Regions from separate parts of the Homo sapiens genome. Here regions 1, 2, 4, 5, 6 and 7 are each linked to region 3. Evidence: chromatin contacts called from ENCODE Hi-C or POLR2A ChIA-PET data. All regions are on one chromosome and are shown on one strand. Each heading gives the region's core, a stretch centred on a gene start or an enhancer-like site at or near the end of the contact. The rest is flanking DNA. Distances are from core to core; before and after follow the strand shown. Region 1 holds the start of EFEMP2 (EGF containing fibulin extracellular matrix protein 2). Region 2 holds the start of NUDT8 (nudix hydrolase 8). Region 3 holds the start of RCE1 (Ras converting CAAX endopeptidase 1). Region 4 holds the start of ACY3 (aminoacylase 3). Region 5 holds the start of CDK2AP2 (cyclin dependent kinase 2 associated protein 2). Region 6 holds the start of CCDC85B (coiled-coil domain containing 85B). Region 7 holds the start of DRAP1 (DR1 associated protein 1).

Region 1 (3,922 bases), core at 1,405-3,904, 970 kb before region 3:
CAGCTGGAAGCCCGGCTCGCACTGGCAGCGGAAGGAGCCAGGCAGGTTCACGCAGCGGTGCTGGCAGTAGCGGTAGCGGCACTCGTCTATGTCTAGGGATAGAGGCAGGAGAAGGAGGGCGGAGGGCAGAGGGCAGAGGGCAGGTGGGCTCGAGCCGGCTGGGACTCAAGGCTTCACCACCCATAATCCTGTGTCCGAGGAGCTGAATTAGGCAGGGTCAGCCAGGACACCTCCCAAACACTCCCCGCTACAGTCCTCTGTGTCTGATGACGGAGGGTGAGGTGGCAGGGGCCGGGGGTGAAGCCTGGCTTGAATGGGGGTCAGGTGCTAGGGCAAGGGCCAGACCAGGGACACAAAGCCGGGACTACAGAAGCTGCTTCCTGGACTCACCCACACACTCGGGCCCGATCTTGCGGTAACCATCAGGGCAGGTGCACTGATAGGAGCCAGGCAAGTTATGGCAGTCCTGGCTGGGGCGACAGTCGTGCAGGGCCTGGGCACACTCGTCCACATCTGCGAGAGACACCACTCAGCCCCTGCCTGGGATCCCGCACACCACCCAACATGACAGATAGTTCCAACACTTGTATTCGGTTCTCTCAACAGCACGCGTAAGAGTTCACCAGCCTGGAGCCATCAGGAAAGGCACCCCTAACCTCTAAAACCACATGTTGGGGGTTGCACAGGAAATAAGGTCCTGTCCAAACATCCCCAGCAACACTGATTCCTGGACTGTCCTTCCTCCAAGGCCTGTGGCTCCCAGGGGACAGACACTGGAAGGCAGACTTCCTGCAGTGTCTCTGCAGCAACCGAGGGGAGGGGCCCGGAGCTGGCTGGAGCAGTGGCACACAAGCTGGGGCCACCTGCGGCAGGTCCTAAACAACATGAGTGTCTGGATGAGGGTGTGGACATCACCAGTGGCCCTTTTGAGCTGGGGAGGAACATGAGGTCTGAGTTTAAGACGCCTGGTGAGAGGACTGGAAGCCAGGCACCAGAGCAGTCCCCACTCACCCACACAGCTGTCCTGATCGTCGGGCTCATAGCCTGGTGGGCAGGGGTTGGGGTGTTGAGCGGGAGGCACTGGTGGCGGGGGTCCCTCGCCGTGTAGGTCGTTGATGACGGCAGCGGAGCGGGGCAGGCACAAGTAGCCCCCGTAGTGGTTGATGCACTTCATTTCCCCCTTGCAGGCCTCAGGGATGGTCAGACACTCGTTGACATCTGCAGAGAGGGGCCTGCTGGGCACAGCCAGTCTCCTGGGCTGGCCCTGGAGGGAGCGGAGGCAGGAACCCAGCTCGGCCTTCTCTGAGATGTGTGGCCCCAGCAAAGCCTTCCCACTCTGCTCAACAAGCTAAGTCTGCCTGCTCAGGACCCCTCCCCAGGGTTGGCCAAGGCTGGAGATGGGGCAGCTGTTCCCACTGTTGCCCTCATTCTCGGCCTGCAAGTGGGTCTCTATCCCTCCCCACGGCCCTAGCCCTAGCTCAGCCCAAGATGGGGGGCCTCCTTACCCACCCCTGGGGACGCTACCCTCCCAGGTTGTGATGAGACAAAGAGCTGGGACAGGAGAGTGGTTCAGAGAAGGCGTACAGGATCCAGCTCCTCTGAGGGGTAGGGACAAGGTTTCCTGGGTTTCTGGGAGAGGATGAGGCCACCCCTAGCTCAACTGGCCTCCAGAGAGCCAGAGCTGGCCTCTGTGTAGCAGAGCTGGGCATAGAACGGGCTGCTGGGCTCCCACGGCAGTTCTTGGAGGTGGGGCTGTCCCTTGGAAAGCAGCTATCAATCCCTTTCCGGGTTCCTGGGGGTGTTTGGTCCCCCAGGCACACACACCCCGGCAGTGCTGGCTGTCTGGGTCCCACTCATAGCCATCTGTGCATTCCTGGAAGGGAACCAGAAGTGGCCAGTGGTCACCCTAAGATCTCCTCCAACTGGCCAGGCCAAGACTAGGGCCTGAGCCTGGCCACCCTCCGGCCTGCTCCAAACAATGGCCCCCAGCTCTCCACCAGCCAGGGGAGGAAGACTTCCCCGGCAGCAGTCACCCTGGGTCCCGGTCTCTTCCTCCCTACCCTTCCTGTCCCAGGCCAGCGGCCCTCACTGTCCCCACCGTGTAGCTGTCGGGCTCTTCAGAATCCTGAGGAGAAGCTGATCCCAAGAGCAACAGTAGCAGCGCCCAGAGCAGTAGAGACCCGGGTAGGCAGGAGGCGCAGGGGAGCATCCTGGGGCTGCGAGATGGTGGACACGGGTCAGGGGCCTCTGCCCGCGGCACCTCAACTCCCTGTACCGGGAGCCCGAGCCCAGCCCCCGCCACTGCCCGCTCAGGACCGTGCTTGGGCCTCGGGGCCTCCCAGGGCTGGGGGCCGACTCCTCACAGGCCCAGGTCCCAGGCCCGGGTCCCAGGCCCACCCGCCCCGGCCACCCCGCCCCCGCCCCGCGCCCCTGCGGCGAAGGCCGAGGAGCGCGGGCCTCTGTGGGCGCTACGCTGCCGCGGACTCGGCCGAGACTCCGGCCCACGCCCTCCCCCACGGACGGTCACAGCCACTCACTTGGGCCCGCGACACCCCCGCGGCCCGCGGCTCTGGCGGCTCGGCTGGCTCGGGCAATGCCTGCGGGCAGACGGACGGGCGGACGGCACAGCTCCCTGGACGCGCGGCCCCAGGAAGCGCCCCCCGCCCGCCCGCCTGCCGCGGCGCGGCCCACCCCGGCGCCTCCGCCCGCCCTTCGGCGGATTCCTGAGCCAGCGCCAGGGGGAGGGACCCCGACCCCCCGCTTCTCCGCCCCCGGCCAGCCACAGGCCCCTACCCGGTCCCCCGCGGCGCCGCCAGGAGCCGCCTCCCGGCGCCGGACCAGGGTCCCCCAGTGCTCGATCCTGGGGCCCCGACCTTGATGCCAGGCCCCCAGACTCACCCGGGGGCCCCCAGACGCTCACCAAAAATGTCATCCTGCTCACCTAGGTCCTACCTAATCTGCGCCCCCAGAATTTCATCCTGTGCACCCACACCGTAATCCTGGAGCCCCCAGATTCTCATTGTGCGCCTCCCGAGATCGTCCTGGGTACCTAGAGCCCACCTAACCCAGTCCTCCAGACCCTCAATCTGCTCCCTGCAAAATTTTATTCTCTGCCCCAGACCGTCATTGTAAAAGATCCTAAAACTTCATCCAGGGTCCCCAGACCCTCGCCCAGGAACGAGAGGCTCCCAGGAGCAGAACTGTCCTTCTCGCTCCCTCCTGCCCTCCACCCCCAGGACCGTCTTCAGCCGGGTGGTCCTTTCACTACACACGGCCTCCCCCACACCCTCCATCCACAAAGCTACAAGTTTGGGGGCGAGGGCGGCAGTTCCCTTTTGGCACAAAATGAATGGAAGCCCCTGAGAAGGAGGGCAGGGCTGATGTCGGACGTGCGGGATGCCAGAGTCGGGTGCCAAGGCGCCTCCTCGACCTCCTCGCACCAGCGTCCCCCGCCCGGTTTCCGCCTCCGCCCGAAGTGGGGGCGTGTCCTTGGGGCGGAGTATGGGCGGGGCTGGCTCCCAGGAAGGGCGTGGCCTCTGTTTGCCCACGTCTTTGGGCGGGGCCAGGCGGGAAAGCACTGCGTGTCCGGGGATCCCCCGCCTGGGGCCCGCCCTTCCTTTCCCCTTGCCATCCCTGCTTATCCCCGCAGTCGCCCTCCACGTGACCCCGGGGAGGGAGTCTGCCGAGGAGGGGACGTGCTGGTGGGTCCCGCGGCGAGCGCCTGGGGCTCAGGTGAACTGCGCAGTGCCCGCTCCTCGCCACTCTGCCACCACCATCCCTCCCAGCTGCTGGGGCAGAAGGTTAAATAATAGCTCTTTAGGGGCCGGACGCGGTGGCTCAAGCCTGTAATCCCAGCACTTTGAGAGGCCGAGGCAGGTGGATCACCTGAGGTCAGGAGTTCGAGACCAGTCTGGACAACATG
Region 2 (3,892 bases), core at 1,372-3,871, 790 kb after region 3:
ACAGAACCCTGGTCTACCTAGTTGATGTCTTATATAATTCCACTATTATCTGTGATTAATTAATGTGGAACCACATGATTATCTGTGTGACCTGGTCTGAGGTCTCCCCTAGACTGAGCACCCCCTCTGGACGGCAGGTGAGCATCTGACCGGTCCACAGCTGTGGCCCCCACACAGCAGCTGGCACACACAGGGGCTCTGCATGTTAGACTCCTGCAGTAACACCCAGGGGCATGGGTGCGCCTTACTCCTCTCTGGGATCCCGGAGCCCAGCACAGCGTCAGCCAGGCACAGCAGAGAGAACAGGAGGTGCAGGCTGAGACAGGGCAGTGCAGTGCCTAAGAGTCTGGGCTGTGGAGTCTGAGAGCTCTGGTTCCAATCCCAGCGTGGGGCCCTTAGGCAAGGTGTCTCTCCTCCCTGAAAGCAGTCTCACCAGCCAGAGACAGTGTTGGCCCTGCCTTATGGGCTGTTGTGAGGGTGAGATGAATTGACTCCAAGTACTTGGCACCCAGGAAGTGTCCATTGCTGTGGGGCATGGCGTGACTGGAAGGAGGAGCCCCAGCCAGCGACCTGGAGTGGTCTGCCCAAGGTCAAGGCCCCAGTACAGCAGAAGCAAGAGCTCTAGAGCTGTCAAAGACCTTTATTCAGTCCTGGAGTGGAGCTGGCCTGACAGGGTGAAGCCAGGGGCTGCTTAGGGCGGGCCAGACCCTCAGCCCCTGAGCAGGTCAGGCCGGCCAGGCGGGGCTGGTAGGTACCAGGTGCCAGCAGCTGCAGGGCAAACTCAGTGATGACAGCTGTGAGGCCCCAGACCCGGTGTGGTCCATGCAGGAAGACGGGTAGTGTGTAGCGGAAGTGGCCACCCCGGCAGAAGTGGGTATAGCCCTGATTCTGCGTCTGCAGCAGGTGGGCCAGCGGCAGTGCAAACACCTCATCTACCTGCAGGCAGGAGGCAGAGAGGGTAGACAGAGGACTGGAACAGCCCAACCCCCTCATATCCCCCAGCTCACCTCCTCCGAGTTGGGCCTGAGGCTCTGGGGATCCAGTGGGCCTACACCAGCAAGCACTGGCACCACGGTGGCCTTTTGCTGGGGAAGAGGGCAGGTGGTCAGGGAAGCATGGCCTTCGCTGGGTTTGAAGGCTGGGGAGGGGAGTGTGAGAGGAAGACCCCTTTGCCATGCATAGGCCTTTGGTAGTCATGTTCGGGTCCACCTGCCTGTGTCCTCCAGCCATGCTGACTGACTCAGGTCCCCTCAAATGCACTAGACCTGTTCCCTCTGCTTAGGACAATCTCCCACTTGGCATTCAAGCCTGGGTTCAATCCCTGCCTACCCCATGAAGCTTCCCTGACCCTAATCCACCAAACTGAGTGGAGCTGGCCCACCCCATCGCCCTGGGCCACCTCTACTCAGGACACCAGAGCCTCCCCAATCCCTTCCCGAGGGGGTGTGTGGGGTGGTGCATGTGACCAGGCAGGTTAGGGGCACCCTTCCACACTTTGTGCCCGTGGGGGTCCATGACCACTCTCCTGGTCCCTGGTAGCCCAGCTCCAGGGCAGGCACAGAGTGAGTGAATGGGGTGGGGTGGCCTCAGCCAAGTGGCTTACCGGATCATACACAGGCCGCAGCAGGCCCCACACGTGCTCCTCGGGCACTGCCAGGCCCAGCTCCTCCCGGGTTTCCCGCAGGGCCGTGTGCACCACATCTTGGTCAGCCGGGTCGCACTTGCCGCCTGGGAAACTAAACAGACACAAGGAGTCTGGTCCTTGGACTCTTGGGGCCACGGAGAGGTCGGGGTATCGGCAGTGCGGGGGGGGCCACTGGCCCACCGAAGTGTCGCCTGCCTCTGCCCCTAGTTTACTGGGAGGCCCCAGGCAAGCCATGCGACCTCTGGAGGCCAGTTTACCTCCCTGAGCAATGGGGATAAGGAAGAGAGGCCCGGGACAGCGCAGGATAAGAGGGTCTGCAGCAGGGGCAAGAAGATCCTGGGGCTCAGATACCCAAATTCGGCCTATGGTGGCCCCAGCAACACTGACATTGTCCTCAGGATGTTCTTAATTCCCGCCGGGCGGGGCCCGAACCTCTCCGTAGTCGCCGGCAGGGGGCGGCGTCCGCCCTCTAAGCGGGAAACAGCTCAAAGGGGTGTCCCGGCCCAGGCGTGCGCGCAAGGACGCGTACGAGGGGCCCACGCGGCGAGGACGTGGCGCCCCGGCAGGTGCACCGGGGCCGACGGACACGGATCGCTGACCTCTCGCTGCAGCCCTTGGGCGGAGGGACTCTCCCCAGACCCATTTTACGGAGGCGGAAACCGAGGCTCGAAGGGGCTAAGTGCCCTGCCAGAGGTCCCTGCCAGCCCCGGGCTCCTGTAGCCTCCGGCAAAGGGCGAGGAGTTCCCGGCCGCTGTACCTGACGTCGCCCTTGTGCCTCCCGGTCAGGCGGCTGGACCGCAGCGTGTACAGCAGCGCCGGGACCCCACGCACTGAGCAGAGCGGCACGAGCACCGCGGCCGACGCGGGCCGCGCGCGGAGCCGGGCCGTGGCCCCTGCCAGCAGCCGGCGGCAGCGCAGCTCGCCCTCGGCCGACAGGCAGTCGGGCAGCATGTCAAGTCCTGCGCGGCCGGGACACTGAGGGCGCGGGATCGGGCGAGGGAAGAGGCGGGGCGAGGCGGGGCGGGGCGCTCAGCCCGGGTCCCTCCGAAAGCTGAGAGGGAGAAGGGGCAGCCCGCGCGACGCGTCCCGCCTGGGGGGCTGCAGAGCGGCAGCGGCGTCGGGGGGCCTCAGTGGGGTGGGTCTGTTCGTGGGCGGGGCCTTCCCGGAGACGGGGCCTCGGTGGGACTGGGTCTGTTCGGGGGCGGGGCCTGTTTGAAGGCGGGTCCTCGGTGGGACGGGGTCCGTTAGGGGGCGGGGCCTGTTTGAAGGCGGGGCCTCGGTGGGACGCGTTGAGTCCCCCGGATGGGAGGGACGGAGGGCGGCGGGGCGGGGCGGGGCGGGGCCTGCGCGGGAGCCGGACTCGGACGTTACTGCCAAAGGGCGGCGGGGCCTAGTAGGCAATCGAGGTTGGGGCGGGCTGGGGGCGGGGCCTGGACCGGAGCTTTTGCTACGAAGGACTGGGGGGCGTGGCCAGGAGGACTGTGCTTCCGGCAGGGCCGGGCCGTGGCCGGGGGTGTGGCCGCGGGGAGGGAGATGGGCGCGGAGCTGCAGGACCTGCCGGTTGTGTTCTCCGAGATCCTGAAACCACGCGAACCGTGAAGCGCCCGGCGACCGTCCTCGGTCCCGTTGGGTCCTGGCGTTGGGGTGTCTGATGAGGCCCCGCCGGCCCCCACTGGTCCGTCCCTCCCCTAGGGGCTCCAGGATGTACGGAGCCGGGATCCCACGGGGACGCCCCTCCAGGAACCCGAGGTCGATCGGTGCGCGAGAGGAGCGTCCGGCCCAGCCCTCCCTCCGGTCCTCCCTCCCGATACCGCTGGGTGGCGCGCGCCGCCCCCAGTCTTGTCTTCCCCTCTGGCTCCGTCGGACTCCAGCCCCAGGCCTTTGACCTCCTTGTCCCAGCGTCCAGAGCTCTTCTCCCTTCCTGCCTTGAGTCTTGACCGGATTCCCAAATCCCTCCCCCTTTCCTACCTCGGCCCCTGTGGTCACTGACCACCGTGGTTCTGCGCCCTTCCACCAGACCCTGGGCTTGGGGACCAGATGACCCCAGCCTTGCGCACAGCATTTAAACGTGGGGTGGCGGGTGTCCGCCATGCTCTGCTGTGTGACGTTGAGCAGGTCCCGCGCCTCTCTGAGCGCCAGTTTCGATCCTCATCTGGGCAAGTGCAGCCCTGCCACTGGGCTGGAGTCACCACTTTTAATATTACTGTGTGCTCCCAGGGATGCGGACGGCACTGGGCAGAGCTTCGG
Region 3 (3,704 bases), core at 1,049-3,548:
GTCTCCCTCTGTTGCCCAGACTGGAGTGCAGTGGCGTGATCTCGGCTCACTGCAACCTCCCTGCCTCCCAAGTTCAAGTGATTCTCTTGCCTCAGCCTCTGAGTAGTTGGGATTACAGGCGCCCACCACCATGCCCAGCTAATTTTTGTATTTTTAGTAGAGACGGGGTTTCACCATGTTGGCCAAGCTGGTCTCAATCTCCTGACCTCGTGATCTGCCCGCCTCGGCCCCCCAAAGTGCTGGGATTACAGGCATGAGCCACCGCGCCCGGCCAAGAGGCCTCTCCCACATCCAGGCGCTCACAAAGGCCTATCACTTAGGCCTGATGAACACTTCTGATTCCTGGTGACGCCTCTATCTCCACTGTCTTTACTTGTTATTGGGCTCTTAAGGTCTTCCTGTCTCTAGTTTGATCTAAGCCACACCTTTGAAAGAACGATCTTTCTGAAGTACAAAATTACCAATATATTTCACCAGTGCTTAAAACTCTTTATTGGCTTCCTGTCTTCTACAGATGAAAATCTGTTTCTAGCCAGGCAAGGTGGTGTGTGCCTTTAGTCCCAGTTACTCGAGAGGATGAGGCCGGGAGTTCAAAGCTGCAGTGAGCTACAATCACGCCACTGCACTCCAGCCTAGGTGACAGGCGAGACCTCATCTTTAAAAAGTAAAAATTTACATAGGAAGTTGTTTTATGCCTTTGCATAAGGTTTGTGTTAACTTTCAGCAAGAAATTCCCTTTCTCTCCCTTGTCTGGCATATCACTCTTCATCCTTCAAAACCCAGCTCTGGGGCAGGAGTGGTGACTTATGCCTGTAATACCGTCACTTTGGGGAGCTGGGGCGGGAGGACAGCTTGAGACTAGCCTGGGCAACACGGTGAGACCCCTGTCTCTACAAGTAAAAAAAATTAGCCGGTGTGGTGGCATGCGCCTGTGGTTCCTGGTACTCTGGAAGCTGAAGCTGAGGCAGTAGGATCGCTTGAGCCCAGGAGGTCGAGGCTGCAGTGAGCCAGGACTGAGCCACTGCACTCCAGCCTGGGCAACAGAGCAAGACCTTGTCTCAAAAAAACAAAAGGTCAGCTCAGGTATCTCCTCATGGAAACCCTTCTTCACATCCAGAGGTGGTCGGCTTCCTTCTCTATTCTAACCCTGGGCTTTGTACACAGGTCTGCATCCCCTCCTAGCATCTGTGAGCTTCTCTCAGGGAAAAGCTCATTGATCTGCATCCCCAAGACCTGCTGGGGAAGAATCTATCCATCTAAACTCGCTTTAATTTGACAAATGAATCAGTTAAGAGTAGGAAAGCTGCCTATGGGCACTGCTCAATGCAACGTGAGCAACAAAGGGAGACAGAACTGAGGCCAGAAAGGTGAGGGGGGACAGAGGCTGGCAGGGAGGGGAGCTTGTCAGTGCAGACTCCAGGAAGAATCTATACAGAAAGTTACTGAGCGGCCTGAGTCCCCCAAGTGAGGGCTCGGGACAATCTCCCGCCTGGGTGAGAGAATAGGGAGACCCTGAAACGTCTCTGCAGCCTCGGGCTGCTCCAGAAGCGCCCACAGCTGCAGGGTTTTGGTGTGGATGGGACCTGCTGACAGGGATGCGGTGGGAAGAGCCCCTCGGCGCCCGTTCTCCCAGGCTTCCCCTTGGCCAAGGGTGCTCCTAGCACAGGGCCATGAAAGTAAGATGAAGAGGCTTGTTTTTCTCCTAGATACCAGCGGGCAAGCAGAAAACAAGAGGCTCAAGAGGGGCAGCCCCCGCATAGAGGAGATGCGAGCTCTGCGCTCTGCCAGGGCCCCGAGCCCGTCAGAGGCCGCCCCGCGCCGCCCGGAAGCCACCGCGGCCCCCCTCACTCCTAGAGGAAGGGAGCACCGCGAGGCTCACGGCAGGGCCCTGGCGCCGGGCAGGGCGAGCCTCGGAAGCCGCCTGGAGGTAACTGGGCGAGGGCCGCGCAGGGAAGGGCTCAGCAGGAGGTGCAGGCCACGGGCCGCTGCTGAGAGGTCCTCACCCCGGGCCCCCTTGTTCCCGCAGGACGTGCTGTGGCTGCAGGAGGTCTCCAACCTGTCAGAGTGGCTGAGTCCCAGCCCTGGGCCCTGAGCCGGGTCCCCTTCCGCAAGCGCCCACCGATCCGGAGGCTGCGGGCAGCCGTTATCCCGTGGTTTAATAAAGCTGCCGCGCGCTCACCAAGTCCTCTTCCGCGTCTGCTTCCGCGTCGGGCCCGGGCGGGGCGGGGCGGGGCGTGGAGCCGCGCCGCGGCCTGACGTCACCCACACCTCCCTGGGACTGCGTCACTGGTGCGCGCCGCGGGTCAGGGCGCAATGGCGGCGCTGGGCGGGGATGGGCTGCGACTGCTGTCGGTGTCGCGGCCGGAGCGGCCGCCCGAGTCGGCGGCGCTGGGCGGCCTGGGCCCCGGGCTGTGCTGCTGGGTGTCAGTGTTCTCCTGCCTCAGCCTCGCCTGCTCCTACGTGGGCAGCCTCTACGTCTGGAAGAGCGAACTGCCCAGGTGCGGGGGCTGCGCGCGACCGGAATCCGCGCCCTGCGGGCGGAGCTTGGGCGAGCCGGGGGCGGGTCCGTGCTCATGGGCAGCCGCGGGCCCCCTGAACTTACTGTCCCCTCCGTAGGGACCATCCCGCGGTCATCAAGCGACGCTTCACCAGCGTCCTGGTGGTGTCCAGTCTCTCACCCCTGTGCGTGCTGCTCTGGAGGGAACTCACAGGCATCCAGGTGCGAAGGAGGCGGGGCAAAGGGCAACGGCGGTGAGAGCTCAGGGGTCTTTAGGGGAGGAAGCAAAACTGATGCCCCCTTTCCTGTGGCTCAGCCAGGCACATCCCTGCTCACCCTGATGGGCTTCAGGCTGGAGGGCATTTTCCCAGCGGCGCTGCTGCCCCTGTTGCTGACCATGGTGAGTGCTCCTGCTGTATTTTTTCTTCTGGTCTTTGTTATCAGCCTGATGGGCAGTGCCGTGGACTCTTGTTTTTGGTTTTTGGTTGATGGGAGACAGGACTTTTGAGATGGCCCCAGGGTCCTCCGGTATGCATGGTCTGGAAATCGTGGCTGGAGAGGATTTCAAGCTTGGAGTCTCAGGGAGCATGGGCAAAGGTCTGGGCAAAAGCGGTGGGTTATGGTGAAAGTGTTTTCTTGCCCTCAGATTCTTTTCCTGGGCCCACTGATGCAGCTCTCTATGGATTGCCCTTGTGACCTGGCAGATGGGCTGAAGGTTGTCCTGGGTGAGTCTTAAAGGCTGAAGGGAAAAGTAGGCACAGGCAGTCCAGGACATTGGGGCAGGGAGTCAGCGGGCTCAGGGTGTGATCTGGACACGTGAAATGTCATCTCTCTGGGTGTGTTTTCTCATCAGTAAAATGGAAACATAGAGCTAGGTGGCCTCTAAGGGTTGATTGCCAACGTCCAAGGAGTTCCCTGGGAACCCCCAGCAGTATTTGGTGTGGATCAGAGAGCACTGTCCCCTGCTTCCCCAACCAGAGCTAGTCTTGCTTAAATTTTGGTGTCTCCAGAGTTTACTTCCAGGATGCCCTTGCCTCAGCTAATGCCTTCCATTCAGGTCATCTCAAGACATTGGGTTTATGTTGGGTCCACACCCCCGTCCTCAGCAGTATTGATGCCTAACCTGAGTTTGGCCAGGGTAAAGTTGTGGGAGAGGAGCCCTTGGAGCCTCTGGGGTCTCACTGTCTGACAGCCCGTCACTCACAGC
Region 4 (3,921 bases), core at 1-2,500, 810 kb after region 3:
CGGGGTCCAGGAACCCTCAGAAACAGCAGCCCCCAGTCCTGGCAGTGTGTGCGCGTGTGTGCATGTGTGTGCATGCATGTGTGCATCTGTACATGTGTGCGTGTGCATGAGAGCATGTGTGTGCGTGTGTGCACTCACATGTGTACGTGACAGCATGCGTGTGTGCGTGCGTGTGTACATGTGTGTGCATGTGCATGAGTATTGTGTGCATGTGTGCATGTATGTGTACATGTGTGCGTGTGTGCATGAGAGCATGTGTGCGTGTGTGCGCATGTGTGACAGCATGCATGTGTGCGTGTGTACGTGTGTGCATGTGCATGAGAGTATTGTGTGCATGTGTGCATGCATGTGTGTGTACATGTGTGCGTGTGTGCATGAGAGTGTGTGTGCATGTGTGTGCATGTGTGCATGTGCTTGAGAGCGTGTGTGCGTGCATGTGCGTGAGCATGTGTGCGTGTGTGTGTGTTGTGTGCACACGTGTGACCTGGCTCTGGCCCCACCTCCCTGACAGGCTGTGTGACCTGGAGAGATTCAGTGCCCTCTCTGGGCCTTGGCTCCACCCTGTGAAAGTCCTGGCCAAGGGCAGCTGTGGGGAGTGAGGAACAAAGGGCGGGCACAAGCTTGAAAATGGGCACATGGAGACCCCAGCATGAGTGAGGGCAGAGGATGGTGATGTCATGGGCATCATCACGGGGGCCAATTTCCTCACTGCAGTTGGGGAAACTGAGACCCAGAGAGGGGTCAGAGCTGTGGTTCCCCCCTGTGTCAGCATCCAATTAGATCATGCCTCCCAGCATCACCTCATTGCAAGATGCAATCAGATCACGCCTCATTACCCTATGCTTATAAAACCTGCCCCAGCCCTCAGCTCGGGGAGACACTGCTTTGGGAGCTGTCTAGGTGTTCTCCTTACTTGTTGCAAGAAATAAAATCCCCTATTAAATCCTCTTTAGTTAACACCCGCCAAGCAACTGAGCCCACCCGTTGTGTGGGTAACAAAACTCTGGCGACCCAGATGGGGCCGACTGGGATTCTGATCCTAACTTCTTGAGGCTCACTAAGGTAAAGCAGTGGGCCGCGGCACCTTCCCCGGGCGAACTCACCCACGTGGCCCCAGAGGGTTGAGGGTGACTCCCGGGGATCTTCTGCTTGCTGCGTGGCCCGTGGGGCTGTCACTCCGCCCTACCCCCGAAACAGCGGAAGCAGCTGCCTGGAGCTTTTGTTCTGTGCTGCTCCTTCAGGGAAGAAAGTGGACTTTGCCCCGTGGGTTGACTGAAAGGGTAAATTCTTTGGACCTAGCAGTGGGATCTCTAGACTTCAGCGCAGGGCACCTCTGCTTTCGGTTTCTGTCTGGCTCTACGTGCCGTGGGGGATTGAGAGGCATCTCTGGCCAGGCCAAGGGCAACCCGGATCCCGGATCTGGGTAGACAACAGTGGGACTAGTTTTGGGAATTCGTTTTTTTTTTTTTGAGACAGAGTCTGGCTCTGTCACCCAAGCTGGGGTGCAGTGGCGCGATCTCGGCTCACTGCAAGCTCCACCTCCCGGGTTCACGCCATTCTCCTGCCTCAGCTTCCTGAGTAGCTGGGACCACAGGCGCCCGCCACCACGCCCGGCTAATTTTTTGCATTTTTAGTAGAGACGGGGTTTCACCGTGTTAGCCAGGATGGTCTCGATCTCTTGACCTCGTGATCCGCCCGCCTCGGCCTCCCAAAGTGCTGAGATTACAGGCGTGAGCCACCGCGCCCAGCATGAGAATTTGTTCTTTTTTAGAGAAACAGAATTTTTCACAGGAGGCTGAGCTGCTCCATCTCCCAGAGCCCCTACTTGCCATACCCCGGGTTACCAGAAACAGGAGCTCTGCCATTTGATGAAAAAAATACTTTTTTCAGATAAATGTTTTTGTCATATCATCACACAAAGCGGGTAAAGTTGTATATATATACATACAACTTTTTACAAATATGTGATCATATGTACAAAGGCTAGAAGGAAATATACAGAAAAATATGTATTAAAATACTGGTTTTTTTTCATTGTTTTATAAGATACTCTACAAAACATTACAATGAGGTAGGACTATTTTAGTGCTAGAGAATCTCATTAAATGAATTTGTTCAAGAGCTTCTTTGTCAGCTGGGTGCAGTGGCTCACACCTGTAACCCCAACACTTTGGGAGGCCAAGGGGGGCAGATTGCTTGAGCCTAGGTGTTCAAGACCAGCCTGGGCAACATAGGGAGACCCTGTCTCTACCAAAAAAAAAAAAAAAATTAGGGTGGGCGCGGTGGCTCACACCTATAATCCCAGCACTTTGGGAGGCTGAGGCGAGTGGATCACCTGATGTCAGGAGTGTAAGACCAGCCTGGGCAACATGGCAAAACCCCGTCTGTACTAAAAATACAAAATTTATCCAGGCATGGTGGTGGGTGCCTGTAATCCCAGCTACTTGGGAGGCTGAGGCATGAGGCAGAGGTTGCAGTGAGCCGAGATCATGCCATTGCACTACAGCCTGGGCGACAAGAGCGAAACTCTGTCTCAAAAAAAAAAAAAAAAAAAAATTAGCCAGGTGGTGGCACACACAGCTGTGGCCCCAGCTACTCAGGAGGCTGAGGCGGGAGAATCACTTGAGCACGGGGAGTTGGAGGTAATCGTACCGTGAGTACAGTGAGCCGTTATCGTATGGCTGCATTCCAGGCTAGACAACACAGTGAGACCTTGTCTCAAAAGAAAATAAATAAATAAATAAATAAATAAATAAATAAATAAATAAATAAAGAGCTTCTTTGTCAATATCCTTTTGTGGGTATACATCATAGTCCCACAGTACTTCTTCAACCCAGGGAGATAAATGTGTATTAGTCTGAAGACCCAGGAGAGAATCTTCAAGACTTGGCACTGTCACTGATGATGATCTGCTTCCTTACATTATGACAAATGTATTCCCAGCTCCGGCTTGTTCTGCCTCATTAAGAGAATATTTGAAGACATTATTCATGATAGCAGCATCAGCATTTTGCAGAAGAAACCCTGGGGACAGATGTCTGCATGAAGCACCTTTATTCTGTGAATAAACTGGTATTTTTTAATGACCATTTCCTGCAACTGGCAAAAGTCTCCGTTCAGTTCTACTCCACAGGGTTGCACTGCTAAGCTATAAGATCACCCCATAAAGACTGTGCTGAGCCTGGAGCTGACGTCAGCCACAGCCTTTCCTGATTGATCAGGGAGTGCATGAAGATAAATGAACTTCAATTCCATGAGGGAGAAGGAACGAGCAATCGGTCTAAAGGTTCTGTTTGGTGTGAACCACCCAGTAGTTTCTGCTCATTTTCCCTTTGTCACATAATGAATCAATGAAGTCTTTATCACAAAGGAATGCGTCAGCGTGAATGGTGGGTTCTGGCTGCTGCTGTAGTTTTTGAAGGGTTAGATGTTCTGAGGAAAGCATGGTTTCTAGAGGCAAGCAATTCTGAAGGTCTTCTGCAGTGGGTTTTTTTTTTTTTTAATTTTGAGACAAGGTCCGGCTCTGTCACCCAGGCTGGAGTGCAGTGGCTCGACTGTGGCTCACTGCAACCTCCAACTTCCAGGTTCAAGCAGTCCTCCCATCTCAGCCTCCCAAGTAGCTGAAACTACAGGCACGCACCCAGCTAATTTTTTTTTTGAGATGGGGTCTTGCTATGTTGTCCAGTCTGGTCTCAAACTCCTGAGCTCAAGTGATCCACCCCCTTCAGCCTCCTAAAGTGCTGAGATTACAGGCATAAGCCACCACACCCAACCTTTCTGCTGTGTTTTTAAACACAATGTCTTTATTTCCTTCAGTGAATTCATCAAAATCTCGGGCAGTTTGCATCTGCTGGAGCAGTGCCGGGCGGTCGGCAGAGCCACAGTATAGAGCAGTTACAAGATTTCCTGCCTTGCCGAGT
Region 5 (3,865 bases), core at 1,152-3,651, 660 kb after region 3:
ATGCCTCCACCTAGGGCTGGGCTCGGCTCCAGGGCCCCAGGCCTCTATGGTCACCCAGCTACACGCCCAGGCAGAAACGGGCTGTCACTGTGAGTGGCTGGGCTAGCCCCTGCATGGTGCCACAAAGCCTCCCCCACCTCTGCCTTCCGGGTCCACAAGTCCGGTCACCCAGCCACCCGGAGTCTGGGCAAAGGCCTCACGAGGCACCCCAAGGCTGGGTTCATGGGATCCCACCCAGCCTGCTACAAGGTGCTGGGGCAGTGACGGCAGCACCCCGCCAGCCCCTCCCCTTGACACTGAGGCCAAGTGCTGGAAGCAGCAGTGCCCTTTCTCTCTGAGAAGTCAGAGACCTTCAGGGCTGATTCAGAGGCTGGGGTGTTGTCAGGGCATTAGGGCGTGTGAGGGAGTGGCTTACGTGAACTGGCATTTCCATGCTGCCAGGCATCACCGCCAATCCAGAGGAAGCGCCCTCCAGGCCCAGGCTGCCCACAGCGCCAAGGGCTGTGGAAGCAGCCAGGCCCTGTGCTGCCCCCTGGTGGCACCACAGGAAGGCCCAGGGCTCTCAGCGCCACGGCTGGGGCGGAGAGGGCCCAGGTCCCACCAAAGGCTGATGGCCTACAGAGGCAAGTCAAACCTCATTTAATCACACCCTCCCCATCCATAGTCTCCTCTTCCCCTGTCTCTGCCTGGCCCACCCAGGCTTAGCTGAAGAACCAGACCCAGAAAGGCTCAGAGCTGAGAGCACAACTCCAAATCATCTTTTATTAATATAAAAAGGGCATATTTAGCAAAAGACACACAGATAAAAGAGTCACTATGGCTCAGGACACAAGGCAGGGAGGTGCCAGGCCTGTGCCCCTGCTGGGGGAGAAGGAGGCTCGGGACAAAGTGGGAGAAGTGCTGGGAAGGGCTGAGCGGTAGGGGCCACAAAAGTTCCGGTGGGCAACACTGTCGGCAGGTCATGGGTGGGACTCATGGGGACCTCGCTGCTAACTCTTGTTGTGGGGGGGTGTCCTTAGTGCTGCCACCTGGAGGGCCACTCCTTGGTTCCTGGAGGGGACCCACCAAGGGACACAGGACAGGAAGCCCAGGATGGTTAGTGCAACTCGGGATGAAGGCCAGGGAGAAGCGGGTGCTCTGCAGTGGCCGGATAGGTCCAGACGCTGAGGCCGAGGCGCTTCCTGTTACGTGCGGGCGTTCCGCTCTGTCTCTGCCAGGCACTCTCTGACTAGGGCCCGGGCATGGATGATACCTGGGGGTGGGGTGGGGTCTCAGCAACCCTCCACAGCCCCACCCACTGCCCTCCAGAGGAGGACCCCTGCCTCCCCACTCCCTTTCCACTTTCGGCAAAAGAAATTCAAATCTAATGACGGCTAGATGAAATTAGAGGTTTGGTTAATCCTCAAGGTTGCCCTGTTGAAATACAAATTCCCATGCTCTTCCCTGGAAATGGACTCAATTTCAATTCGATTCAAAACACCTCTCTGGTAGTAATACTGGACATCCTCTAGGCTTGGCTCAGGTGGCCTCCAGATGTCCTTCCTTCCCTCATGAAGGATAGTCCAGTGTCGGTTTCCTGAGCAGGGCGGCCTGGCCTCACTTACCTCTCTTCAGGCGCTCCATGGCGCTCTTGCTGCCAGCATAGGTAGGCCGGATCTCTTTGCCCATCTCCTCTATGACTGACAGCAGGTCCGTGTAGGTGCTCTGGGAGCCCTGGGCGCCGGGTGGCTTCATCGCCTATGTCAAAAGAGAACAGGGCAGTGAGCTCAGGCACCTGGCGGGGAGGGGGACTCCAGTCCGCATCCATAAGCAAGGCTTTGGCCCCACTCACCTGCACGTAGCCCATGGAAGGCGGTCCAAAGTCGTTAAACAGCGGTCTGAAAGGAGCGCCGGCTCCTGGCACTGAGCCCGACGGCGACGGGACGCTTCCTGCAGCAACAGGCGCGAGTAAGAGGTCAGCGCGGGGCAGGGACGCCGCCTCCCAGCTTTTCCAAGCCCAGGACCGGGTTCGCCCGATTCCCTCCAAAGGATGCTTCATTCCATGCTGATCAACTTCAGGGACAAATCCCTCCCACTGCGCTCCACCTACAAGCCCTTACGTGACCACGCCCACTTCACAGGCCAGCAAACTGAGGCTCAGCGAGGGTAGGCGGCAGGCCCAGTATTGCAGAACTCAGGCCGTCTTCTCTTCGAGACCTCGACCGCCCGGCAGGCGAGCAGGGGTGGAGCTGGATCCTCACCTGTAGGGACCGGGGTGCCCGGCCCAGGGGTGCTGGAGCCAGGGGTGCTGCTGGGAGCAGGGGCGATGGGTTTGTAGGACATCCCCAACTCCTGGGCGCGGCGGACGCCAGCCGGCCGCTCCTCGGGGGTTGGCTGCGGGGCCGCTCAGCCGCGCTCTGATTGGCAAGCGGGCTGCACGCCCCTGGTAAATAGAGGTCTGGCCGGAAGGGCGAGCGGGCACGAATGCTCCCTCACTCCCGATTGGTGCGCGAAGATGTCACTCGAGCCTCCTTATTGGCCGAGACCTGCCCCAGCAGGTCGCAACCGCCGCCGATTGGCCTCCGCCTTCCGGACCTCGCACCTGTCTGCTCCGGATTGGGCGGTGGCCACCGCCCTCCGCAATTGGCGAGTTCGCGGCCCGGGCCGGCGCGCTCTCAATCCGATTAGTCCCCAGGCCCTAGAGGCGGGGCCTTGGGAACCGGGACCCGGGGCTGGGCTGCCGGTTCGCGCCGAGGGGTCTTCCCGGGCGCGGGCGCTACCCTCGCGCCTCACTCGCGCTGCTTCAGACGTCTGCTCCGCTCTGCCCAGTTTCGGCCCAGCAGGGGTTGCTGTCGCAGCTGCCGTCGCCGCTGCCACCGGTGCCTTGCGCGCTTCTCCGCTCTGGGGGCCGAAGGACGCAGGGCTTTGACGTCCCGAGCCCTGCGCCCCACCCCGTGCGCTTTTACGTCACCTTTCACCGGTTCAACACCCGCTCCCCGATCTGCGCATGCGCCCGCCCGAGGCCTGCGTTTGTTCCCATGGCAACAGGCCCCTCATGGATGCCGCCACGTACCGTTCTTCCTGCGGCTTGGCTCGTCCTCAGGTCTAAGGGCGACCTCAAAGACCCCTTTACCCGCACCCCCAAGGCCCCGCGCTGCTGCCTAAGTTAGTGACAATGGCCGTAGGGCAAACCTTCGGGATTACTTGCGTGCCGGGCCCCGGACCAAACTGGTCAAGAGCACCGACTGGAGCCAACCGTCTGGGTTCAAATCTCAGCACCACCCCCACTAGCGATTTCCCCCAGGCAAGTTTCTCACCTCAGTATGCCTCAGTTTCCCCATCCGTAAAATGGGGAAAATGACGATCTCATTGGGTTGTGTGGATTAAATGAATAGTCATAAAGTGCTTGTTGTTTCATTCTCCGCCTTCCTGTCCCACAGGGCCCCCATACCTTTCCACTCCACCACTCAGACCCCTCCCCTCAAGTCTCACTCCCCACAGAGTTAGACCTCAGACCCTCCTCCACTCCCTAACCCTTTCTCCCAGGCTCCTTCTCCAAACTCAAACTTCTCTGGCCTTGTGTATCTTCATGCTCCCAGCTTTGTAGATCTTCATCTCTAGGACAGTCATTCATTCATTCATTCATTCATTCATCCAACAAGCATGTTCTGGCTGAGCGCGGTGGCTCACGCCTGTAATCCCAGCACTTTGGGAGGCCGAGGCGGGCGGATCACGAGGTCAGGAGTTCGAGACTAGCCTGGCCAACATGGTGAAACCCCCATCTCTACTAAAAATACAAAAATTAGCGGTGTGGTGGCGGGCGCCTGTAATCCCAGCTACTTGGGAGGCTGAGGCAGGAGAATCGTTTGAACAGAGGTTGCAGTGA
Region 6 (4,050 bases), core at 162-2,661, 950 kb before region 3:
AATATTTCTAGTATCTGTTTGTCCTCTCCACCCCCACTGATGCTGCCCCAGCCGTCTTTCTGCTTAGCTCTCCTTGCTCTTGCTCTTTGACACCGTTACTAATCTCCCTGTTTATGTCCCCTCCCCGCAGGGTCCGGCCCACACAGATCAGCCCAATCTTTTTAAATACATTTTTTTTTTCGAGACAGCGTCTCGCTCTGTCGCCCAGGCTGGAGTGCAGTGGCGCGATCTCGGCTCACTGCAACCTCCGCCTCCCGGGTTCAAGCAGTTCTCTGCCTCAGCCTCCCGAGTAGCTGAGATTACAGGCTCCTCCCACCACGCCCGGCTAATTTTTGTATTTTTAGTAGAAACGGGGTTTCACCATCTTGGCCAGTTAAAGGCATATTTTAAAATGTTACTCCCTTGCTTAACATCCTTACAAATGTTACTCTCTTGCTTAACATCCTTAGTGGCCTTTGGAAATGCTCCAACCTGGTACTGGAAGTTCTTAAGAATCTGGCTTTTACCTACCTTTGAAGCCTCGCTCTCTCTCTCTTAGCATTTTCTCGACACATCTGCTTTTCAAAAACCAAGCTATCCTCATTGTTCCTAAAGCAGCTAGGCTCTTTCGGGCACCAGTGTCTTTCACTATGTTATTCTCTCTCCCTGAAATAGCTCTTTACTTGGCAAAGTCCTATGGATCTACCAGAGCCTCTTGGATAGCATCTCTTTTGGGAACCCTCTTAAGGACCCTCAGACCATACTCCTCCCGGATTTATTTCTTGCTTAACACAGCTTGACTTCCCGGACAGACTGCGACCTCCTTGAGGATGGAATCGGTATTTTGGTTAAATTTATTTCTGCATGGGCCTTGCACATAAAAAACGTTTATTGAACAAACGAATCCTGTATGTTCCTCCCCCCAGGCAGGAAACGCTCCCTGGGAGGGAGGGTAGTCTATTGGTGAGCTAGGACGTTTGGACTCAGGGTTCCGAGGAACCAGGAGCGATCCTTAGTGGGCCGAGACTTCCGAATTTGATCAAAGGTAAAGAGGGACTGGAGAGCGGTCCATCTGACTTCTGTGGGGGATGGGCAGGAGTCAGGGGCGGACGCCTGAATCTTGTTTCTCAGAAGAGCCGAGAGGCCTAGGCTCAAGCTTGGGGCGATCCGGTACTTGGAGGTTCGAAGCTCCTAGTTTCGGGTTGAGACCGATGTGGAGGGCGATGACGCGCGGGTTCCTTGACATCGAGGATCAGTAACACCCGGAGTGGGTGGGGAACGAGGGGGGCGGCCCCTGAGCTCAGGCCCCGCCCCTTTCCGGGGACGTTTCACCGGATTGGCTGTCCTTCCATAACGACATGCGGCCCCGCCCCGGCGCGCGCCCCGCCGCGTGCCCAGCCCGGGTAGCTGCTGCAGCCTACGCTGCCTCGGCCACTGCCTGCCGCGTGCGGAGCCGGAGCCCGAGCCTGAGTGGCGCCGGGCCCGACGTGGGGCTCCTGGGCCGCGGCGGCGGGCGGGCGATGCTCCAGAGGCCTGACCAGCCATGGAGGCCGAGGCAGGCGGCCTGGAGGAGCTGACGGACGAGGAGATGGCGGCGCTAGGCAAGGAAGAGCTAGTGCGGCGCCTGCGGCGGGAGGAGGCGGCGCGCCTGGCGGCACTGGTGCAGCGCGGCCGCCTCATGCAGGAGGTGAATCGGCAGCTGCAGGGCCACCTGGGCGAGATCCGCGAGCTCAAGCAGCTCAACCGGCGTCTGCAGGCAGAGAACCGTGAGCTGCGCGACCTCTGCTGCTTCCTGGACTCGGAGCGCCAGCGCGGGCGGCGCGCCGCACGCCAGTGGCAGCTCTTCGGGACCCAAGCATCCCGGGCCGTGCGCGAGGACCTGGGCGGCTGTTGGCAGAAGCTGGCCGAGCTGGAGGGCCGCCAGGAGGAGCTGCTGCGGGAGAACCTAGCGCTTAAGGAGCTCTGCCTGGCGCTGGGCGAAGAATGGGGCCCCCGCGGCGGCCCCAGCGGCGCCGGGGGATCAGGAGCCGGGCCAGCACCCGAGCTTGCCTTGCCCCCGTGCGGGCCCCGCGACCTAGGCGATGGAAGCTCCAGCACTGGCAGCGTGGGCAGTCCGGATCAGTTGCCCCTGGCCTGTTCCCCCGATGATTGAAGGCACTGCTTCCTCCACGCCGACGCCCGCCCGGATTGCTCCCCGAGCCCCGGGACCGCTGTGGACCTCGGGACCTGGACGCCGTCCTGGCTGCGCAGGAGGGGCCGCTGGCATGGACTAAGAAATCCTGACACCAAGAAGGGCCCCTCGCTCTTGCTGGCAGGGCAGCAGGGGGACTGAAGGCTGGAGCGGAGGGACTTGCTGGGGGTTGGATTGGGGGTAATAAACCCGGACGGAAGCGGAGCCCACGGCCTGGGCAGCGTCTGTTTGGTACTCGCCGGGGTTGGGGCGAGGGTGGGGTGCTGATACAGGGTACAATTCCCATCCAGAAGGACTGCAGAACTAATGATTCCCCCATTACTTCGAGCCTGGGGTGGGATGCGGGGCAGTGGTAAACCAGACTTCCCCCATCGGGCGCCGGGACCGGCCTTAATCCAGCCCCTGAAGTGGCTCCAGCTCCCTTCCCGGCTCCTTCCTGTCCAAGACAATGGGGCAGGAAGCAGGTGCTGGGGGCCTAGAACCACTCGGCCGCCTCCTCTGAGGCTGGAAGGGGGCATAACAGCGCCCCTCCGTGGCACACGCAGCAGCACTGTGGGCCCCCACGGGGAGAGGGGCGGTAAGCCTCTTCGCTTTTACCCCAGAGGACTGTCTCCCCTCAGTCCCGGAGATGAGGCCGAGCGGATGTAGCCCCACTTGTCAGATAAGACAAAGTCCAAAAATATCAAAGAATTTGTCCAAGGTCATGCAGTGAGTCTGTAGAGCTAAGGCTGGGACCTAGGGCTCCAAATACTCTCCCATTGGCCTCTGGGTCCAGTGAGGCACTCAGGCCACAGCTTCAAGCCTTTTATTCCATTTTGGTAGGTTTGTATAAAAATACTCTCTTTAGGAAAATAAATAGCAGCTGCCCTCGCTGTGGAGGCTTGGATTCCCTGGAGCTGAAGGCTTCTCAAAGCTGAGATCCGCAGATCAGCTCATCACAGAAGCCAAGGGCGCCTCCTGAGCTGTGCGGTTCAGGAGGGGGCGGCAGAATGGCCTGGTCCAATCACCTGCTGCTGCTGGCAGTGGGGCTGGTGAGTTAGTGTTCTAGGTGGGTAAAGTGGCACCTTCTGTCAGGAGATAGGGTTGGGTGGATCACAGGAAGAGGGTGATGGAGAGTGTGGCAGTGATCTGGAAGGGGTTAGGGCTCCAGAGGACCTCTAAGGATCTACAAAGTCTCTGGGCTGCCAGGATTCCTCTGGCACAAATGGGAAATATTTTGTCTCTGATTTAGTGCAAATTGTGCTAGAGAGGCCAGCTCAAGAGAAACAGTGGGCAGCTTTGGTGGCCCCAAGCTGGCTCTACTGTGAAGCACAATATGGTCAGTCTCATTAGAGGGATGGAGAAGAAGTTGCTGGAGTTGGATGTGGGATACTGTCCAGGCCAGCTGGACCGGTGGGGGAAGGGGAGGAGACATTGGCTAGGGTGGCATCTGCAGGGAGTAGGGCTCAGGCGCCTCACAAAGCGAGGAGGGTTGGAGAGCCAAGGGGGTCAGAGGATGGGTCTCCGCTGCTGCTGCTACTCTTGCGATGAGCTGAGGCACAAGGCTCAGGAGTGCTGGGGTAGGTGAAGACCAGGCTGGGGGTGAAAGGAGTTAGGGAGGGTGTGGTCATGAGTGTGGGGGTGTGCAGTGCCTCAGGTTCAAGCACAGGCCCTGGGGAAAGGGAGATACAAGGTACAGGGCGGCAGGGGGCTGGTGGGCTGCTGGTGCCACTGGTACTGCCTGTGTCCCCCTCCTTGGCTCCTTCCGGGATTTTGCAGATGGGTCGGTGGGCTTCCAGCACCAGCTCTAGGCGCTCCTTCTGCTTCTGCAGCTCCTCAATCTCTCGCTGCAGCCCAGATTTCTCATCTTCCAGTTTGTCAGTCTCCTGTAGAAGATCAGG
Region 7 (4,003 bases), core at 416-2,915, 920 kb before region 3:
CAACCACGGCCCGGGCAATGCCAGCCCAGGCGTGGTCCAGCTTGAAGCCCGGTGCCAGATGCATAAGCCACTTGCCCGAGAGCACGTGGTGGGTGATGGCGAGCTGGCGCAGGGTACCCGGTGTGATGGGCCGCCCACTGGTCTGCAGAGCTTCCCAGGCTGCCTGCAGGCCCTGCACGTCCCCGGAGTTGGGGCTGTAGCCCTGCCCATACACTGCAATCCAGCCCACAGGCTCTGAGTTGGGTGAACCGGGGTCCCCATAGCGGGTAACTTGGGATGGTGGGTACTTGGCCAGCCAGGCATCCAGCTCAGTGGCAGGCGTTGTGCGGGCATCAAACACTAGCCAGGGGTCCATGTCAGCTGCCATGGCCTCTGCAGCCAGGTGCTCGGCGGTGAAGCCATCCTCACGGCCACCTGGAGAGCCCTCCTCTTCCAGCTCCTCACCTGGTTCCATCCTGCTGTGAGGGAACCGAGTCAGGGCAGGGTCTGAGACAATAACTACAGATGCCAGGCACTGGATTAAACTGTGGCCTTGAGTAAGAGTTACTGTCGATGCGCCTCAGTTGCCTCATCTTTACAATGGGATAACAACTGTTCCTGTCCCGTAGATCTGCTATGAAAATTAGATGCCTGAGGAGTCAGCGCTCCAGAAGGGTTGCTGCAGTTATTACTATTCTCCTTGACTTACAGAAAAGGAAACTGAGGCTGAGAAAAAGGACTTGCCCAAGGTCACACCTGCAGTGCGTGGCAGGGCCGAAGGGTGAATCCAGGCGTGGGAGCAACCAGCCCCAGCTACACCTCCCGGCCCTGCCAAGGCCCCCTTTTCCTGGCAGGTATCCGGTGCGCTGGCATTTAATAGAGGAACGCAAAGAAGCGCACGTTCGCGCAGCTCCCGAGGCCGGCTCTGTAAGGCCAGGCCTCCCAGGCAGGCGTTATCGGGCCCACTTACAGACGAGGACGCTGAAGTCCAGAGAGGTTACAGGCCGTTCCGAGGCCAATGGGGCGGTTCCCAGACTCGAACCAGGGCTTGTTAGAGCCTGCAGGAGAGCCAGGCTCCGGCCGTGCCGCGCCCGCCGCCATTAACGCCCACGGGCCCGAGCTGTGCTCCCGCCCCGGCCCTGCCCTGCCCCTCCCGCCGCCCGCAGTCACCTCCGGCCTTCGCTGCGTTCGACGCCGGCCCAGCCCCGGGCCCGGCTCCGCTCCTGCCGTGGCTCCGCGCCACCGCCACCGCGCCCCACCCCCGCCACGGCCGCCGCCGCCGCCGCCGCCATCTTAGCGCCGCGCCACCTCAACAACAACTTTATAGACAGGCGCAGCCACAGGGCGGAGCCGCGGGCCTCAGCGGCCGCAGCGGCCGCGCTGTGGGGCGGGGCCGGCAGGGGAAGGGGCGGGGCCGACGGGGAGGTGCTGACTCGGGGGCGGGGCCATCGCGGGAACCCCGGGAGGGGCGGGCCGCGGGGGGCGGGGCCAACGTTCGCTCTTCTGGCCTTGGGGGCGGGCGGGAGCGGCGGTCCAGACTGGGGAGGGACGCGCACCGGCCAGGAGGCTTCAAGAGGAGGGCACTAGGGCCCTGCGAGCGGCGTCTTAACCGGCGGCGCTAGGACTCCGCGGGAAACGGCGGGGGCGGAGCGGGCGGCACCAGGACCCAGGGGAACCGCGACGGGCGGGCGGCGAGCAGGCCCGGGAGCCGGGAGGCTGCGGGCGGCGGCGCTGGACCCGACGCGGCGAGAGAGGCCCCGAGATGCCGAGCAAGAAGAAGAAGTACAACGCGCGGTTCCCGCCGGTGAGCACGTGGCAGAGCCCGGCAGGAGTGGGCCCGGCTCCCGGGTGGCTTGGGCCCAGTTCCCGCTGGGCAGGCGGGCGCGCCGCGGTGTTCGGGGGCCTGGACGCCCCGCCCCCTCCATGCCCTCCCCGCGTCCGTGTCCCCCGCCCCCTTTCTCCGGGGATGCCCCTTCCTCCCCCAGCACCCCCTTAGGGGACGGTGGCGACGGGGTCTGAACTCTGCTCCCCCACCCGCAGGCGCGGATCAAGAAGATCATGCAGACGGACGAAGAGATTGGGAAGGTGGCGGCGGCGGTGCCTGTCATCATCTGTATCCTGCCGGGGGCGGACCGGGTCGAGGGGCGTGGGGGAGGGAGGCAGCGGGTCGCCCTCTCCTGCCCCGGAGTTCTCCTTGACGCTCCTCAGCCCGGGCGCTCGAGCTCTTCCTAGAGTCGCTGTTGAAGAAGGCCTGCCAGGTGACCCAGTCGCGGAACGCGAAGACCATGACCACATCCCACCTGTGAGCGGCGAGGAGCCGGGAGGGGCCGGCGGGTTTGGCGCGGGGAGTTCACACACTGAGGAAGGCAGAGCCTGGGTGGCGAGGGAGGTGGGCGGCAGCCGGGACACCAGCAAGGCCACAGACTGGCAGAGGAGAGGCTGGGCTTCCAGGCAGAGGGAGCCACCTGAGTAAAGCAGGGCAGGCCCGGGAGCGGAGATCGGCCCGGGCTCCAGCCTGACATCTGGGGCCCCTTGCTGCCACCCACTGCGGGTTTGGGTGTCTGGGCCCCTCTTGAGTGCCAGCCCCTCCTCACCTCTTCCAGGAAGCAGTGCATCGAGCTGGAGCAGCAGTTTGACTTCTTGAAGGACCTGGTGGCATCTGTTCCCGACATGCAGGGGGACGGGGAAGACAACCACATGGATGGGGACAAGGGCGCCCGCAGGTGGGGCCAGGGCCTGGCATACAGTGGGGAAGGCCAAGGCCACAGGGCTTGGGGGTGGCCAAGGAGTAGGGAGCACTCCGGGCAGATGGACTGTACCTTCCCAAAGGGGCCGGAAGCCAGGCAGCGGCGGCCGGAAGAACGGTGGGATGGGAACGAAAAGCAAGGACAAGAAGCTGTCCGGGACAGACTCGGAGCAGGAGGTGAGTGAGGCCCCAGCCCTTCGCCCTGCCCTTGGTGATGGGACAGGCAGCCTCGCCCCAGGCTGAACTGGCAGGAGGCCAGCTCTCATCCTTTTCTGCAACCTGTTTGCTCACTGGTTTATTTGTAAATTGGGGCTATGAGGGTCTACTGCTGTCCCTGCCACTCCCAGTGATGGGTTCGTGTCTTTTCTTGTCAACTCTGACCTCTGCGGTGCTCACAGGATGAATCTGAGGACACAGATACTGATGGGGAAGAGGAGACATCACAACCCCCACCCCAGGCCAGCCACCCCTCTGCCCACTTTCAGAGGTGAGCAGCCCAGAGGCATGGGAGGGTGCTGGCAGACTCCCCAGAGCCAACTTACCCCTCTTGTTCTCCCTGGCCCCTTGGTCTTGTTGATTGTGGCAGATTTGTGGGGTGGAAGGAGAATAACTGAGGAGGGCTTGAAGGCAGGAGACTGTTCTCCCGAAAGATCCTGCTCCACCCTGCCAGGGCCCGTGGGTGGGGCCTGGGCCTGCCCTGCGTGAGCTGCCCTGGGCCTTGGCCGCATGGATCTGGAGGGTGGTGGTGGGAGGGTCAGATGGGGGAGGGAGGGTCTTGGCAGCTGCCCCTGTGGAGGGCACGGTGGGGCTCAGGCCTGACTCTCTCCTGCCTTCTGCCCTGCAGCCCCCCGACACCCTTCCTGCCCTTCGCCTCTACTCTGCCTTTGCCCCCAGCGCCCCCGGGCCCCTCAGCACCTGATGAAGAGGACGAAGAAGATTACGACTCCTAGCGCCTTCTGCCCCCCAGACCATAGCCCCTTTTAGTTGGTTTTAGTTGCTCTGGGGGGAGGAGAGAAGGTAGAGCTGTTCTTAAATTTATTAAAAAAAAAAATAAAAGGGAATCTCAGTGTCTGTTCCAGGCTCTGCGCAGGACGTCATGGTTGCCATCCCATCCACCCACCTGCCTTCCCCACATGAAACTGGGAGCTGGGGCCGGGTGCGGTGGCTCACGCCTGTAATCCCAACACTTTGGGAGGCTGAGGCGGGCAGATCACCTGAGGTCAAGAGTTCAAGACCAGCCTGGCCAACATGGTGAAACCCCGTCTCTACTAAAAATAC

Evidence for each region. Hi-C counts contacts between places; a loop is a spot of excess contacts on that map. ChIA-PET counts read pairs that join two places held with the same protein, here RNA polymerase II (POLR2A). Pooled maps may share reads with other maps.
Region 1: a map of naive thymus-derived CD4-positive, alpha-beta T cell shows a loop between it and region 3 (19-fold over the local background). The contact joins the promoter of EFEMP2 here to the promoter of RCE1 in region 3. A Hi-C loop is called at or near these places in 1 of 168 maps with a recorded cell type or tissue (naive thymus-derived CD4-positive, alpha-beta T cell). POLR2A ChIA-PET finds 5 or more read pairs at or near these places in 3 of 52 experiments (B cell, PC-9 and WTC11).
Region 2: a loop to region 3 is called in a map of endothelial cell of umbilical vein, with 9 times the contacts of the local background. The contact joins the promoter of NUDT8 here to the promoter of RCE1 in region 3. A Hi-C loop is called at or near these places in 1 of 168 maps with a recorded cell type or tissue (endothelial cell of umbilical vein) and 6 of 50 pooled maps. POLR2A ChIA-PET finds 5 or more read pairs at or near these places in 2 of 52 experiments (GM10248 and PC-9).
Region 4: a loop to region 3 is called in a pooled map, with 34 times the contacts of the local background. The contact joins the promoter of ACY3 here to the promoter of RCE1 in region 3. A Hi-C loop is called at or near these places in 3 of 50 pooled maps. POLR2A ChIA-PET finds 5 or more read pairs at or near these places in 2 of 52 experiments (GM10248 and activated B cell).
Region 5: a map of CD8-positive, alpha-beta T cell shows a loop between it and region 3 (6-fold over the local background). The contact joins the promoter of CDK2AP2 here to the promoter of RCE1 in region 3. A Hi-C loop is called at or near these places in 1 of 168 maps with a recorded cell type or tissue (CD8-positive, alpha-beta T cell), 2 of 37 single-sample maps with no recorded cell type and 10 of 50 pooled maps.
Region 6: a loop to region 3 is called in a pooled map, with 8 times the contacts of the local background. The contact joins the promoter of CCDC85B here to the promoter of RCE1 in region 3. A Hi-C loop is called at or near these places in 6 of 50 pooled maps. POLR2A ChIA-PET finds 5 or more read pairs at or near these places in 3 of 52 experiments (B cell, activated CD8-positive, alpha-beta memory T cell and activated naive CD8-positive, alpha-beta T cell).
Region 7: a pooled map shows a loop between it and region 3 (5-fold over the local background). The contact joins the promoter of DRAP1 here to the promoter of RCE1 in region 3. A Hi-C loop is called at or near these places in 4 of 50 pooled maps. POLR2A ChIA-PET finds 5 or more read pairs at or near these places in 2 of 52 experiments (activated CD4-positive, alpha-beta T cell and activated CD8-positive, alpha-beta memory T cell).

What each region holds. Positions count from the first base shown.
Region 1 is chr11:65,870,146-65,874,067 of GRCh38, forward strand. EFEMP2 (EGF containing fibulin extracellular matrix protein 2) reads right to left here and starts at 2,655. Exons shown (of 11, transcript NM_016938.5): 1 at 2,538-2,655; 2 at 2,099-2,216; 3 at 1,825-1,873; 4 at 1,012-1,218; 5 at 391-513; 6 at 1-92. The coding sequence starts at 2,209. RefSeq lists a silencer at 3,658-3,717.
Region 2 is chr11:67,627,316-67,631,207 of GRCh38, forward strand. NUDT8 (nudix hydrolase 8) reads right to left here and starts at 2,622. Exons shown (of 4, transcript NM_001243750.2): 1 at 2,403-2,622; 2 at 1,604-1,736; 3 at 1,008-1,085; 4 at 623-936. The coding sequence starts at 2,596. The coding sequence ends at 631. LOC124902696 (a long non-coding RNA gene) reads left to right here. Exons shown (of 2, transcript XR_007062741.1): 2 at 1-78. RefSeq lists silencers at 1,163-1,457, 2,025-2,174, 2,465-3,254, 3,375-3,544.
Region 3 is chr11:66,841,143-66,844,846 of GRCh38, forward strand. It overlaps RCE1 (Ras converting CAAX endopeptidase 1), which reads left to right and starts at 2,299. Exons shown (of 8, transcript NM_005133.3): 1 at 2,299-2,498; 2 at 2,617-2,719; 3 at 2,814-2,897; 4 at 3,144-3,222. The coding sequence starts at 2,314. It overlaps TOP6BL (TOP6B like initiator of meiotic double strand breaks), which reads left to right. Exons shown (of 15, transcript NM_001302084.2): 14 at 1,707-1,927; 15 at 2,027-2,374. The coding sequence ends at 2,092. RefSeq lists silencers at 496-622, 1,840-1,979, 2,090-2,529 and an enhancer at 2,170-2,876.
Region 4 is chr11:67,649,480-67,653,400 of GRCh38, forward strand. It overlaps ACY3 (aminoacylase 3), which reads right to left and starts at 1,251. Exons shown (of 8, transcript NM_080658.2): 1 at 1,104-1,251. RefSeq lists enhancers at 1,323-1,402, 1,473-1,532.
Region 5 is chr11:67,505,761-67,509,625 of GRCh38, forward strand. It overlaps CDK2AP2 (cyclin dependent kinase 2 associated protein 2), which reads right to left and starts at 2,402. Exons shown (of 4, transcript NM_005851.5): 1 at 2,241-2,402; 2 at 1,832-1,929; 3 at 1,605-1,737; 4 at 737-1,252. The coding sequence starts at 2,322. The coding sequence ends at 1,185. It also overlaps a transcript of PITPNM1 not described here. RefSeq lists silencers at 2,275-2,374, 2,685-2,934.
Region 6 is chr11:65,889,262-65,893,311 of GRCh38, forward strand. It overlaps CCDC85B (coiled-coil domain containing 85B), which reads left to right and starts at 1,412. Exons shown (of 1, transcript NM_006848.3): 1 at 1,412-2,374. The coding sequence starts at 1,523. The coding sequence ends at 2,131. FOSL1 (FOS like 1, AP-1 transcription factor subunit) reads right to left here. Exons shown (of 4, transcript NM_005438.5): 4 at 2,788-4,035. The coding sequence ends at 3,625. RefSeq lists a silencer at 1,203-1,682 and enhancers at 2,823-2,872, 2,913-3,072.
Region 7 is chr11:65,917,761-65,921,763 of GRCh38, forward strand. It overlaps DRAP1 (DR1 associated protein 1), which reads left to right and starts at 1,666. Exons shown (of 7, transcript NM_006442.4): 1 at 1,666-1,783; 2 at 2,020-2,092; 3 at 2,188-2,281; 4 at 2,583-2,702; 5 at 2,809-2,902; 6 at 3,124-3,212; 7 at 3,570-3,803. The coding sequence starts at 1,742. The coding sequence ends at 3,675. It overlaps C11orf68 (chromosome 11 open reading frame 68), which reads right to left and starts at 1,302. Exons shown (of 2, transcript NM_001135635.2): 1 at 1,150-1,302; 2 at 1-458. The coding sequence starts at 1,271. RefSeq lists enhancers at 419-1,338, 1,339-2,259 and a silencer at 1,056-2,125.